2 separate regions of the Homo sapiens genome follow, and region 1 is linked to region 2. A link is a loop called in an ENCODE intact Hi-C map of the cell type or tissue named here. Cell type or tissue: Caco-2. All regions are shown on one strand.

Region 1 (8,000 bases), 460 kb before region 2:
ACAAAGGTCTCTGACCTGTATCCATCCAGTACAATCTCTCCCTGCCACCTCTTCCTTTGTTCTATGAGCCCAGGGATATAGGTGGCATAAGTCTATAGTGAAAAATTTCTTTTTGAAAATTAAAAGGTAATGATTGATCTAAGTGTTTTGCACTACAGACCTAAAATGTAAGTTTTATATAATACTTAAAAATTCTGTGTGGATATCAGCCTTGAAATGTAAGTAGCAGGCCCACGAAATTGGATGAAATAAGTTCAATTTTCACTTATGTAATACCTAAACAATTTTTTAAAAATCACACTGCACAGGTAAAACCTATCACAAAACATTTTGGAAAATGAATGCCATTGCTTTTAATGAAAAGATCATATAACCTACTCAGATACTTCTCTTTCAAGCTAACTTTGAAGACATTATAAATCTGATATTTTTATCCCATGTGACTCATAGCAATTAATTAAATTATGTGATAGTCACTGTAATTTTTTTTGGATTATACTTTAAGTTCTGGGATACATGTGCAGAACATGCAGGTTTGTTACATAGGTATACACATGCCATGGTGGTTTGCTGCACCCATCAACCCGTCATCTACGTTGGGTATTTCTCCTAATGCTATATGCTATCCCTCTCCTAGCTCCCCTAGTCACTGTAATATTAAAGGGTAGTAAAATTCTAACTACAAGAAAGCACACATTTTGTTTTTCTATTTTTCAAACTGAAGGACCTTCTCATGCCAAAACTGTCACAGAAAATATCCTCTTTTACAAAAGTCTAATTTATCCCAATGGAATATCTTCAAAAATAATATCATATAGAAAATTTAATAATCAAAATTTTATATTAACCTTTTGCATTTTTAAAACAGAATTTACTTTTTAAGCACTTTATTTCATTATACCATTTATTTGCCCATTAGGAATGTAAAAATAACATGTACAGGATTCATAAAATAATGTTTTCTGAAAATTGATACATAAAAAGTATATGTTAAAATTCTAAAATCAAATTAATAAATAATCAAGATGTTAAACTTACCTTTTTGTTGGCAACAAAATGTATTCTCAAGTTTACAAAGCAAATCCACGTTTTCATACTTATTTTCATTTACTTTTATCCAGAAACAGTTTTCAGTCATTTCATGAGGTCTGATCTACAATCAGAGAGAAGACTGATTCATCAATAGGTGAGTGTTTCACCTGTCCCAAGTCAAGCACTATGCATACACTGAGTATCATAGCTGTCAGCAGATATTTATAAAGTCGTATCTGTAAGATTTTTCCCTGAAGTGTGTTCAATAAGATACAAGTTCTGCAGGATGTTAAGGTCTTATTAGGAAGAAAAGGCTTCCATGATCCAATAGTTGAGGATTTGAAATACGATTTAATTAGCTTCTTCTCAATTGCATTTCTCATAGTCTCTAATAATCTTCACCTGCACTATACATTTTGGTGGGCAGGACACATTATACAGCATTTTCCATGTTTCTGTTACCATGAAACCATTTTTCTGCAGGATTCTGAATTCTTAAGATCTGACTAGATATTAGCTTCTGACAACTAGTTAACACTTTCCCAACATCTATCAATAGAGAAAATTTCCTAAGAACACCATCATTTTTTTTTGAGAAACACTTCATAAACATAGGATTCACTGCAATAATGTTTAATTATCAATTTAATTACAAATCGGATTCCACTGGAACAACATCAACTCTCACTGTATTTATAAAGCAGAAAGTCTTAGTCAATATGAAAGGGATTTGTCCCAATACTTTAAAAAAAAAGCTATTTTATTGTCACTTTGATTAGTGACATTAGAAATTATGTATATATAAATTAAATTATGTAGGCATAAATTAAATCTCATTAGAAATTATGTATATATAAATCCAAAATTAGATTTAGATCTAAGTAAAAGTATTTTCCTCTATTAATTTCTTTTACCTTTAACCAATTCAATCTTCTCATGCTGATTTCAGGTTTAAATTCTTTCTTTGGTTTCAACCCAAATGGCAGGATTGGTAGAGGAGGAGAATTTTGTCCTCCAAGGAATCCCAGGGGAGGTGGTGGAGGCACAGGACCACTGAATGGCATCCGCATTCCTGGAAGTGGAGGAGGTGGTGGGGGAGGAGGTGGAGGCGGCACCCCTCCACCAGAAGGCAGTGGAGGCGGAGGAGGAAGTGCTGAGTGGCCAGTTCCACCTTCTTTAGAGGGAGGCAAAGGAATATTACAATCAGCTGGCAAGGCACCAAACTGGAGAAAAAAACAATAAGAGACATAACTAAGAACATATCTACAAAACATGTAAATATGCACTTTACTCAAAAATAAGGCATTCATTTAAACCAAAAATAATTACATATCAGTAATTTCATAAGGTTTAACCAAAAATCAAAATTCCAACAATTTTTCTTCTAATTTAAGAATATAATTATAGCTTTTTTTCCCTCATAAAAACATAATTGCCAGAAGTATAATTCCCTGTTTTGAGGTAGTTATGACCATCTAGGTAGAAATGTCCAGGAGGGAAATGGGTATGTGGATCTAGAAGATTTGAAAATCAGTAGTCTCTGGAGAACAGTTGAAGCCAGGGAAGCAGAGAAGTTCACTCATAGTATGGAGAGAATATGTAGCATGACAAAGGGTCTATGCACAGAGTTCTATGGAGTGCAAGCATTTAAGTGATAAGTAAGAAATAAGATTTCAACAAAAGAACTTAAATGGTATTGCCACATCATGACTTTGCTCAAATCTTCTCAATGGTGTCCTAATGCACTTGAGAAAACAACAACAACAACAAACTAAAATTCTTCGTAGGACCTATATAAGTATATCATGATCTAGTCCCTGCTATCTGGTCTTGTAGGGGACTTTCTTCTAATTCTGTGTATGTGCCAACCTCATGCTAATTTCAGGGCCCTTGTACATGCTGGTCCCTCTGCCTGGAACATTCTCTTCACCTGACCATCTCCTACTAGCCTCTTCAGTCTGAGCTAACAGGTCCCTTCCTTGGGAAAGCCTTATCTGACCACTCATTTTACACTGATAGCACCTTGTACTTTTCAATAGCTCTTATCAAAAGTGAGAATTTATTTAAGGAATCATTAGCATTTATCTCTTTGACAGATCATAAGCTGATGAGGTAAGTGACTATCTTGTATTATTTACTGCTCTTTCCCCAGCACCTAAAGCAGTGACTGGTGCATGACAGCTATGGAAGAAATGCGTAGGATAAATGCATGAAAGACAAGAAGAGAAAAAGCCAACTGGGCACAGGGTCAAAAACTATGAATGAAGAGAGCACCACCTAAAAGACTGCTTTGCAGAATCAAATGCCACAGAGAAGCAAGGTAAAATCAGGGGTGAAAAAAGAACCGCCTGTGTCCACTGGTCACTTTTGTCCTCATGTTTCCATGGCATAATAAGAATTTAACAGATGCATTTCGATGGATACAAAGAAGACATTCTGGGTTAATAAATAACTTTTGTAATATGAGTAGCTTCTTGAAATTACAAACTTCAATTCTAACTACCTTTAACATTTAATAAATGTTACATAATTTTGAATTTTCATGGCACAATTATGAAAAATAGACCATGTATAAAAGCTCGAAATCAATGACGTCTGAAATCATGACAAAGAAAACAGTGTTATAAAAGAAGTTGAGGCCACAAATCAAAAGCATGCCTTATCAAAACCATTAAGTATAAAGAAGAACCAGTTCAGTGTTACTCTGGGTTGCTGTGATCAAAGATGATACTTCCTTTTGAACGTATTTAATAATTAACTATCAATGTCTTAAAGATATGGCTGAATTTCTGCTCTAGAATAGTTCATTTGATAAAGTGTGAAGACTGACTTAAAGATATGGTTTGGGAGGCCAGACACTGTGACTATCTTGCTCATCACTATGTCTCTCCAGCACCTAAACTACCTGGTTGTGAAGAGACTACGGGAGCAAAGGAATTAAATCACAGATAACAGAACATATTTTATTCATACTCTTCATAGTCAGCATAGCTTTGAACAAAAAGAAGGATCTTAAGATAAATGCCCACATTTCATAAGAAATAAACCAGAATCCAAAGAAAGAATTTGCCAGTTGTTCAAACATGAATATGGTGGCCAATATTAAGTATCTAATTCTAGGTTTTCTTCTCATAGCCATAAACATGGGTCATCACTGTATACAATTTAAAACAATTTAGGAGATTCCTTGATTTAATTTCACTTTCAAAACATACACTTATTCCCATTTTATGTAAAAGCACTATGCAGCAATAACTTATTCAAAAATGGTGGATACGTTTTTTATAAACTGGAATTTTCTGGAGATTTACAAACAAACCTTCAACTGAACATAATTAAAAAGAAAAGAAAGTTCTTAAATTTACGTTACCCCAGACCAAGAAAAACTTGTTATAAATATTTCAGCCACTGTCTGTAACTCAGTCTGAAGTACAGACACAATCAAATGTTTCTTTCAATATGAGAGACAAGGAACCATATGGGAAAGATAAAAAAAAAAATTCAATAAAATGTGATACTTCCCTCTTGCAGCACTAAAGAAAGAAGATGAATGAGAATAATTTTCTTGTAGATAGGAGATTTTAATTTTTTTCTAAAATTGAATACTAACAGATAGCTATCTCTTAAGGTATCTCCAGACAGCCTCAGCAACAAAACTATCCACTAAGCATTTAAAAGAAAACAAAATTGCCAGTAAGATAGGATATAGTATACCTGAGACTATTTCAACATAACTGTAAATTAAGATGAAAGGAAAATAGCAAAACTATACTTATTGCTCATCATCCTGTACGTAAATCTACATGAAGAAATTTAGCTATGAATATTCTACCTCCTTACTTACATCCACATAAAGCATGCAGATGACGTATTTCTTGCTATCTAAATGTTTTATGTGTAGAGGGTGCATGGGAGCTATCTGCTTCATAATCCAGATTTACTCTCTTTTTTGTCATGTTTTAAATCTGTTTACTTTGGAAATTGAAAAATTATCAGAAAATGTTCTCATTCAGCTAGAGGTTATCTTTTACTGCAAGGGACCCCTAGGCTGAAGGTTTTAAAAAATAAATAGCTTGAGCAATAATTTCTTGTAGTGGGATAAAGATCAGTGATGAATAACAAATCTGAGAGTAAAAGATTTTCTTACTCTTTATGCTGAATTACTTAGGAAACATGTGACATTAGGAACAAAACCCTAACAAAACATAAGAAAGCAGATTAATTAGTAAAAGCTTAGATATACATACATATAGAAAAAAATGACAAAAAAATAGCAAAACACAGTACAAATAATGCTATAAAAATATACAAGCAAAATTAAAGTTTAAACATTTTGATGCTATGAAGATATAACATAACCTTTGCTCCCTCACTGTGTTTTTAATACCCAAATTCACTCAGAGTGGAATTTTACCTGAGACTTAAAAGCTTGTAGCTCTGCTTGAAGCTCATTAATCTTTGCCTCTTTTTTCTGCAATTCAGCCTGAGTTTCTTGGTGGTCGGTAAACTCTTTTTCAAACTGAAACAAATTAAAAATAATAACAAAAACAGGAAGATGAAAATGAAAAGCACTATTCTTCTTATAGAAATGTGACTCGAATGATCTGCCGGTAGAACACAAATTCCTGAATTGGTTTTATGAAAGGAGTGATAGAGTTTTGAAAAGTCACTTACAGTCTTTCTCTAGGCCCCTCCAGGTCCCAACCAAAATCGTTCATTCACAAGGGGGCAGAAAAAAGCCATAGACAAGTCTGTGACCTTCTCTCTGCAGAGCAAACTGGCCACAGTTATCTGCAGCATTGGCATTTTTCTTCAAAGTCTCTAAATATTATTGTGACTTTGTGTAAAATAATAGAGAGCAAAGCATTGTACAAATTCCTTGCATCTTCCACCTGCAAAAACTTATTCTTGAAACTTATCTGAAGTATATCAACATGATTTAGAGGATTTCATTTTAATATTTTTTATTACTAAACAACTCCATTCTATTCAGTTTCTAACTTTTTTTCTTGTAACAACATAATATCTCCTGATATCTTTGGGAAAGTAATGATAAATTAATTTTTCAAAGTCCCTAGTGAAATACCTTCTGGAAAAAAAAGGAAACAATAAAATTTGGTGAATCCAGTGAATTTTCTATAATAATTTATATATCCACTCATCACCAGTTCTCATCTTGCATTCAAACACATTCAACTTTGCCATTATTATGACTAAAAACCTCCTTTTTGCTCACAAACACAAGCATTTGACTTTCTTAAGAAAAATGAAAAAAAAAATCAATCAAAAAAATGCAACTATCTCACAAATGTGGCCTCCACATTTTAAATACACTCAAACCTTAATTAGGAAAATAACAACAATGTAGAACTCCACCGTTTACAAAGGGATTTTATTTTTACTTAGTTTATAAAGGGAATCTTACTTTGTCCTTAATAACACTAAGAGGCAGTTGCTAGTCCCTCATAGCTAGTAAAAGATGTGAGATTAAAAAGCCAGATTCCCCGCCTTCAGAGTCTAAGTTCAAATGAAACTATGCCACCTCCCTGCAATTAACGTTTAGATAATGCTTTACGGTTTTACTTAACAGACTATTTTTTGGAGCAGTTTTAGGTTCACGGCAAAACTGAGCAGAAAATAGAGATTTTCCACATACCCCCAACCCTACACATGCATTCTCTCTCCCCATACTTTATAGCTTTTGAAGCATAAAAAGAAGCATTCTTAAATTTCATTACAAAAACTCTGTGAAATAAGAAATACTGCTTTAATTCCCATTTTACAGGGAAGGAAGGTAAATTTCAGACTACTGATTCTCTCAGTCTCAACCTGTGTTCCTTTATTAAAATAACAAAAACTAATAGGTAAAAACTGTCCAAATGTCCTTCAGTTGACGTAAGCCACAGCAACACTACCATTCCCCACAACTACTACGGCTCCTACAAACCCCTCTTACCGTTAAATAATTAAAAAGATTCTAAGCCTATATCTAATCAAATTACTAACTACAAAACAAGCCATGCATGAGTCTCAGAGGTCCGCCCACCTTCTCCTGTCACCCAGTGCTTCCCCCTAAGGACTTGCTAAATCAATTGCCTTCACACCTCCCTTGCATAGTTTACCTCTCTGTACTTTCATCCCTCATTTTACTCCTTATAACCCCTTACCATAATCCCTCTTTAGCTTAAAAGTCAACTTTTTCAAAGGGTATTCTTAAACCACACTCACTTTTCTGACCTGTTGAACTCTGTTCATTTCATTATCTATCACACTTAGCTATAATTCATTCTAAAAACGCTGACTTACCAAATTCCAATTCCAGAAGTCCAAATTCCCTGGACTGCTCTCAGCCTCATCTTAGGTGATCTCTCTAGGGCCATGCTATTTCAATATCATAGCCACTGACCACAAATGATTATGTAAATGTAAACTTAAATTATCAAAAATAAATAAAGTTTAAAAATTCAGTTCCTCGGTCACACCAGCCATTTTAAAAAGTACACTATGGGCACATATGGCTGATGACTACCATGCAGAACAATATAGATTATAAAACATTTCCACCATCCCATATTAGACAGGCCAGTTCTATAGCATAAATACCTACAAATAGGCCTCCATATTCAACCTCTTTTCCTGTATGTTCCATTACAACACACACTTCTGGTTCTCCTGCTACTCCTTGAGTGCTCCTACCAATTCCTGTTATGGGTTTCTACAAAATCCAACCCACTAATGATGGCATTCTATAGGACTCTTTCCTCACCCTCCTCCTGCTTGTCTCATCTTCCACAGCCATGTTTAAATCACCATGCATACACTGATGGCTTACAAATCCCTATCAACATCTCAGCTTCTCATCTGAATTCCAGACTACAAATCAGTCCATGAATATATTTCCAACCACTTAATGAAAACTTTTCAAGACAGACGAAAAAACATATTTTCAAAACCAAACATGTTTCCCC
Region 2 (8,000 bases):
CACAAAAAGTAACTGTGAGATGATAGATATGTTAATAAGCTTCACTATGGTAACTATTTTACTATCTATATGTATCCTGTAACATCATGTTGTAAACCTTGAATATACACAATAAAAATTTTTTTAAATGTCATGAGACACTTTGCAAATAATTCTAAAAACCTATATGAAATGGGTAGTTTTCTAGGAAAGTACAGATGACCAAAGTTGCCCCCATTAGAGTTAGAAAGCTTAAGCAGACCAATGTTATAGAAGAAATAGAGAAAATTAAGGAGAGATTACTCCATAAAAGCACCAAGGGACAAATGGTTTCACAGAGGAATTCTATAAAACCTTCACATACCATATACTGTCATTCATCACTTTATGGGGTATGTTCTAGAAATGTGTTCTCAAGCAACTTTGTCACTGTGGGAACGTCACAGAGTGTTCTTACACAAACCTTAATGGTATTGCCGACTACGCGCATAGGCTATATGGCATAGCCTGTTGCTCCTAGGCTACCAACCTGTACAGCATGTTATCGTACTGAATACTGTGGGCAATTGTAACACAATTTAGTATTGTGTACGTATTTATGTATTTAAACATATTTGTATATTAAAAAATATGTAAACATAGAAAAGATACAGTAAAAATACAGTATTTTAATCTTAGAGGACCACAGTCATATATGTATCTGTCATTGACCAAAATGTTATGTGGAGTGTGACTGTATTGAAAACTTTTTTTTCTTAAGAGCAAATAGCTGTAATATCCACTTTAAATCTTTATTATTTTCAGCATCAGGTTCATCTTGGCATCAGACAGATTTGATTGATTTTGTTTTTTCTTCAGAATGTGTTCCATTTTTTCGTTCTTTGTATGTTGGGTAATTTTGGATTTTGTAGTGCATATTAATAGTGTTAAATTGTAAAGATTTTTGTTCTGTTTTACACTGATGAATATTGTTTCCTGTGTTATTAAAGGTACTTTTTTTTTGTGGGGAGGCTGGGTTTGAACTGCAGTTTCGTTTCTAATGCAGCAGCTCCATCCTCTTTTCAAATCTTTTGTCTTCAGCTGGGATGTTTGGAGTCGGCTTCGCACGTGTCATTTGGAGGTCAGTCAGGTGTAGGTAGACAGAGTTTGGTGATCCCCTCTCTACGTCTTTCCTTTGACTGATCTCTCCACACTGTTCAGTGCTCCTGGTTTACCCACTATCCTTTTCTGTATAATAAGAAGGGCCACTGACACTCTGTGTAATTTGTATTTTCTTATTTATAGACTTAAGCTAACCAATAAGGTTCACTGAAAGTATTCATTCAGGAAGAGATAATGAATCAAGGCATTTTAAGTTGAATAGAAAATGTCCTTCTAGATTCTAAGCTAAGGGATGGATGGCCTTTCAAAATAATGTTTTTTATTTAATTAAATCAATACTTCTCAAGTAATTACTGGAATTTGTAATGGGTATATTTATTTCCTGTGGCTGCGGTAGCAAATTACCACAAGCTGGGTGGCTTAAAACAATTGAAATTTATTCACTTAACAGTTCTGGAGATCAGAAGTCTGAAATCAAAATGTCTTTGGAGCTGTTCTCCCTGCAGAGGCTTTAGGGGAGAATCAGTAACTTACCCCTTACAGCTTCTGTGGTTGCTGACATTCCTTGGCTTGAGGCATCATCAGTCCAGTTTCTGCCTCCAGCTTCATATGGCCTTTTACTTTTCTGTGTGTCACTTTACTCTGTGTGTTTATTTTTAAACTCCCTCTGCCTCTCTCCTATAAAAACACTTGTCATTGGATTTAGGACCTGCCTGGATTATCTAGTATGATTTTCTTATTTCAAAGTTCTTAATTTAATTACTTCTGTAAAGACTGTCTCTAAATAAAGTAACATTCACAGATTCCCAGGCATTAGGACATAAGCATATCTTTTTGTGGGCCACCATTCAGGCTACTATGAAGAGGTATGGGGGATGTAGTCAAATTATGTTTTCTAAGTTAATATAGGGGCCAAGGGAAAATTTTCCCTTCTGCCTCTGAAGGTTTGCTGAAGATCAGCTGAAGAAAGGCCGATTAATAGCAGAGGCATGCAAAATTAATTTTATCGTGCATAGCACAAGGGAATTACAAGAGAATGATTGTTTATACAATAGTGCAGTGGGGGTACAGAAGCTTATATACTCTTCACAGAGGAAAGGGAGATGTGGATAATTTTAAGGTGAAAAGTGATTTTTAGGGGAATTCAATGGGCTTGGAGAACATACGTCTTGAGACATACGTCCTCGTGCATCCTGAGACAAAGCCTTGTGGGCCCACAGAGAAGACAGTGGTTCTGTCCAGGTGTGTTGACAGACTTCAGTCTTTATTCCTGCAGTATGAGTTAATGAAAACTCAAGGAAAGGACCAGTGGTAATTTTCTTCTTTGAAGAGTCTGGAGTTTAAGCAGATAAGGGAGTATCAGAGTAAAGCTTCTTCTAGTATCTGCCAGTCTCCAAGGGCCTTTAATTTAAAATAATCAGCATACCAGGGTGCCATATTTTGGGGTGAAATTTCCTGGTCTCCTTCAATAGAAAAAAATATCTAATTTATTTGCAGCATTTCTATTTCAAAAATGTAAGCAACACTAAGCACTTTGTATTTAAGATGCATTTTAAAGAAATGGAAATGAGAATTACTAATTCATATTTATCAGCTGACATATATATGGGACTATTTCACTCTTTTGACAAAAAATTTATTGTTTAGTATTTACCTGTTTAGTGACACATTTAAATGGCTGCCCTTTTTAATTGTAATATTGTGCTTTTTATATGCCTCTTTCATTTTTTACTTCATTTTAATGTACAGGGAATCGTTATGCTATTAGATTGTAAGACATATGATTGCATATACTAGAAACAAATAGGTATTTGTCTTAACTGCCTATGATAATTGAAGTAGATTTTCATTTTTAAGAGTTTGAATGACATTAAATAAATTTTAAATGTAAATTGTAAAATGGCTAATTTTTCTCTGTGCAATATAATTTTAAACTTTATTGCTTACTAGCTCTTTCTTGACATTATTGTTTTAAATTTTGACATAAATGGCAGGTTGAACAAAAACAATAGCAGTTCATTTTGCATTAGAAATTCTGTTCCAGGCAGAAACAGTTGCACAGTCTAATGGAATAACTTACTTTCTTATTGTTAAAAAACTTTCAATTGTAAAACTGAATGATTTAAACAAAATAAATAATAAAGGTATTTCCTTCTTTCTGACACTTTTCTTTAGTTCTCAGTGAACTCCATGTGAGTAGCCTGCTAGAAATATGTAGTTAGGCTTACCAGTAAGGAAGCATATACACTTTTGACTATTAGCTGTAGCCTTTGAAGAAATTCCCTTTATCATTAATTTTATTCTCTTTCTTTCTCATTAGAGAAATTGTATTCTCTTTCTCATTAGAATCCAGATTTTTGAATATCATTATGTTTTGAAAATATTTTGTAGAATAAACAAGGGCACCATGTTTAAGAAGGAAGAAAACTAATACTTATTTAGCACCTACTGTATTCCAAGCATATGCTAGGTATTACATGCTGTCTCCTCATTTATTCTTAGAAAAACTCTGTAGATCAGTATTTTCAGTACGGTCTTTTTCGGCAAGGGTAAACTGAGGCACAGAAAGATGAAGTAAATTGACTAGGGTCCCACATGTATTGAAAGGTAAGGCTGAGATTTTCATCTAGTTTTCACTAGTTTCACTAAAAAGTGATAGTCTCTCCAGCTACTCATGAAAATGCCTTCCAATTTTTGTAATACCTTACATTTATAAATAGCATTTCTTATGGAAACTTAACCAAGTATGTGATCTCCTTGGGGTTAATTCTGGAAGGCCTCACCTTGAGAGACCCTCAGCATGGACTTTGTAGGCAGCAATGCTATGAGTGCAGTAGTCAGTGTAGTGTTTAGGGCATTAGGCTTCATGTAAGCCTTTTGAACTGATATATGGTTTTATAGCCACTACCTTTTTGCTGAGAAAAAGAGGACAGAAATATTAAGTAATCTCACATCTTAAAATCTGATTTATTAAAAAGTAACCCCAGTTCTGCTTCTGAATTAATGTATGAAAATATAGAATTAGAGGAAGGCTGTAAATTATAACCCCAATGAAAGTAAAAATATCTAGGCCTTCATTTTATACTTTTAAATTTATGTGGAGTCATGGTTTACAAAGATGAATAACAACATAGTTAGGTTACCATTGCCACTATACTATGTAATATATCAATTATGGGATTTCAAAGGAATTATTTACAAATTTTTACTTGCTCAGCTGTTACAATTTTTTTAATACCAAATAAGCATTCTAGGGTGAATGCCTTCATGGATTGGTTTATGTATGGGGAAAATATTTTAATATTTTGAATATGAGTCATAAAATAGAAGTTTGTTGTTTATTACCTATCTCACGATCATTTTAAAATCGTCATGCTGTATTTTGATGTCACAGAAAAGCAATTATTGAAATAATGCTGAAAATACTTTTTGTAACTATTCTACAGCAAAAAAGCATTAGTCTGTAATAATTTATGTGTACTTTATTTTTATAAAATCATCTATTTCCAGACGATATAGATGTAGAAGAGACGGGAAGAGAAAATTGTCTTAATATATCTAATGGTGAGGTATTTCTTGAATGCTTACTAAATGAGTTTTTTTTAAACCCTGAGTGATCTTTATATCAAACACAAATTCAAAATTATAGTAGTCTATTTTATTTTCTTTGTTATCCCTACTCTCCAACAAAAAACAAATGTCAGAAACCTTTAAGCTAGTTTAGTATCTCTTCAGGGTCTTAGCTTCAACAGGAGTATAATATTTTACTTGTGAAACAAGGTTGTCATCTAGTGGTGCTTTCAAGTAGTACAGCTTTCACAATTAGCTAGCTGATAGTCTTCAGCTTTTTAAAGGAAGTGCTTAACAAAAAGCTATCTAGGTTTAACTTTTCAGAATTTAAACACTTTTGAATACTGTTAAATTAGATATAAACTTACAAAGGATTTTCCCTAGAAATTTTTTAAATTTCCATCTCAATTTTTAAAATAAATTTTTTGTTTGGCTACTGAAATACTGATATTTGACCAGTGTGGATGTTAACCATGATGATATCAAGGCATTTCATATTGTTTTGCATCATCAGAAGTTGTTTATTTAGAAGAAGATTCTTAAATAGTGTTAAGTAATTAAAAATTTTTTTTTGCATATTAATCCTTTCACCAGCCTGAGCAACAAAGCAAGACTATCTTTACCAAAAAAAAAAAAAAAAAAAAAGGTGGAACTAATGTATATTTATGATGGCAAAGAAATCATAAAAACTAAAAACTGAAAAAATAATGCATATTAATAGATAGTTGATTAATGAGTAAAATAAATCTTATATTGAAAGTAGTTTACTACATTAAGATTAACACTACATGCTGGTACTTAGAAGTACTTTAAATAGTACGTACCTTTATTTATCTGATCCATTTATATATAAGCCACAGAGAAAATTAAATTTTTAAGCTAGCATTGATTCAAGTCCTGGTTTAATTGTTGGAATACAGATTGTGGTATTCAATGTGGGATAGGAAGTGGCTACTTTGCCTAGACAAGAAAAGAAAATGTGGTAATATTAATAGAAGAGGTACTTAGTTGTTAAGGGAAACAAAATAAAAGACCTCTTTTTTCATTTTCCACCATTTTTCATAGTACTCACTCCTCTGAATTACCTTTTGTAGAATTCTGATCCTTCTGTTTATTATGCTTAATAGAGCTTTTGCCATGGAATTCATGGATTCATTCAACTAACTGCTGGTGTTCCATTTTATATTCTCATGTGCTATCTTTCCAATATATCTGTAAGCTGTATTGAATATATTGATTTTATTTTTAACAGGTTATCTGAAGAAAATCTTGTGCCCCAATTCTTACTAGCATTTTTACCTTACTAATCTTGTTATTCATTATGGCAAAATACTGTATTTTCCCAAGTTATATTCATAAACAAGAACTTTCAAGCCATTTTCCTTCTGCCCTAGAGGAGGGAATTGGCAAGTTAATTCTTTCAGTGTCTCTGACTAGGTATAGTATAGTAAGAGTCTATAAGAATAATATATAAAACAAATTTTTGGCAGGTGTATTACAATCAATTTACACTATGGAGAGAGAAACAGTTTAGGCAGAGTGAACAGAGAGATCTTCGTATGGGTAATTTTTAAAAAATATCTTTACAACATTGAAGTTTTGGGAATTTGCAGTAGGTCAGTTACTTCCATATTTGCTAAGATCAAAAATATCCTTTAATAGAAGTTATTTTTTAAATTATCTTTTATGTTTTTTCCCTCTCTTGTCCCACCTTAGCTTGGGTAATTGGGAATTAGTTATCTTTATTTTCTTTGTGGCTAAGCAAGAATTCATTTATCAAACTCCCATTTTGGTATTTGGATATCATGTGCGGGGGCTAGTAACCTCAGTGTGGTAGCAGATAATCAGGTGTAGGTTAGAACCCCAAAAACTGCATGAAGCCATTTGATTTGGGTTTTATTCAGGGGCAATTAAGAACACCATGTACCAGTCACTGTCCAGATATCTTCTTATTTTTTTTGACATAGTCCCTATCCATTTGTGAAGAATGTTTTCACTCTTGGTTTTCTCATTGGCATTTTAAAGACTTTTCATGTGTCATCAGCCCAGTTTATATCAATGTGCAATAATTCTGTATTTTATTATTTCAGGAAGTCAAGTTGCAGTTCAGATTTGAATGGGCATTCATTATTTCAATGGGTGGCAGTGGGTAAAAGAGAATAAAACTTTAATGTTTGCTTTTATGGCTCACTTTCTGGCCAATTAAAACATTCCTCCTCCTTAAAAATATAAGTAGTCCTCAAAGTCTGAAGTAAGCATGGGTTCTTTATATGTCCAGTTTGTAAAATATTTATGTCAATGACCAGACTGAATGATTTGATACTTTTTAGTGTGATGTAAACAACTCACCAGAGAACATTTGTTACAGGCATAATTGTGTTCTTTGCTCTCCCAGTGCGTACAAAGTGACCTAAAAGATACTTGGTTCTTTTCTTGCTTGGAAAGGAAGTTGGCTATGAATGTTATACTATCTGAGGTACACTTACGGCACAACACTGTATGTCAGAGACAACTTGGAAGTGAACAGGAGCAAATAATTTAAATAAACTAATGTGTTTAATAAGTACAAAGTACATGTACCACATGCAGGCTGAGCCCTGTTTTGTTTGGCTTGTACACTGCTTTACGGAAATCTAAAAGCTAAAAATCAAATCTGACGCAGTAACTGCTTTACTAGTCCTCGTGCAGACATGGCTGCCCCCTTTAGCTCAGTCAGCTGATGTGTAGTTTGCCTTGCTCCGTTTCATTATCTATACATTATAGCCAGTGAGTAAGTTAGATTCACCGATTTTACCTGCTTTCAAAGAAATGGATCAAAAGAAAATTGGCCCTCTTCTTTCCTTACTGATGGTAAAGGGTGGTAATGGAGATCTACTATCTGGAACAATGAGTTTAAAACAATAGTGTTTGTTTTATCACAGTTTTCTGCCAATTGAGATTCTTGAGCTATGGTTTGGACATGTCTGTTTTATATGCCAAGTGACTTCTGAACACGACGTGAAGACAGTTAAGTGATTCTAAGACGGAATTTTGACATCTCATAAATAGAAGCATTTACTAAAGGAAGCATTTTCTAAAATCCCTTTTTAAAAAGTTTTGAGCACTTAAGGCTGGGTGTGGTGGCTCATGCCTGCAATCCTAGCACTTTGGGAGGCCGAGGTGGGCGGATTGTTGGAGCTCAGGAGTTGGAGACCAGCCTCTGCAACATGGTGAAATCTCATCTCTATAAAATAAAATAATTAAGTGGGCATGGTGGAGAGTGCCTGTAATCCCAGCTATTTGGGGGACTGAGCCATGAGAATTGCTTGAGCCCAGGCAGTTCAGGCTCTAGTGAGCTGTGTTTGTGCCAC

What was found. A loop is a pair of places that touch in the nucleus more often than their neighbours do. Peaks named below come from ENCODE experiments on the same cell type or tissue, not always from the same donor. Only the 100,000 strongest peaks of a DNase experiment are listed, where the experiment ranks them.
Region 1: a loop joins it to region 2, with 5 times the contacts of the local background. A loop is called at or near these places in 2 of 110 quality-filtered maps.

The regions. Positions count from the first base shown.
Region 1 is chr13:59,968,906-59,976,905 of GRCh38, forward strand. It overlaps DIAPH3 (diaphanous related formin 3), which reads right to left. Exons shown (of 28, transcript NM_001042517.2): 15 at 5,447-5,551; 16 at 1,947-2,255; 17 at 1,039-1,153. Among named protein-coding and RNA genes, the nearest start is that of DIAPH3-AS1, 40 kb to the right of the region's middle. In Caco-2, no CTCF peak of the experiment used is centred here; no DNase peak of the experiment used is centred here.
Region 2 is chr13:60,426,430-60,434,429 of GRCh38, forward strand. The region is part of intron 1 of TDRD3 (tudor domain containing 3); the gene reads left to right. It overlaps LOC124903178 (a long non-coding RNA gene), which reads right to left and starts at 5,791. Exons shown (of 3, transcript XR_007063814.1): 1 at 5,736-5,791; 2 at 5,475-5,610; 3 at 2,457-2,543. In Caco-2, a CTCF peak has its summit at 4,874; no DNase peak of the experiment used is centred here.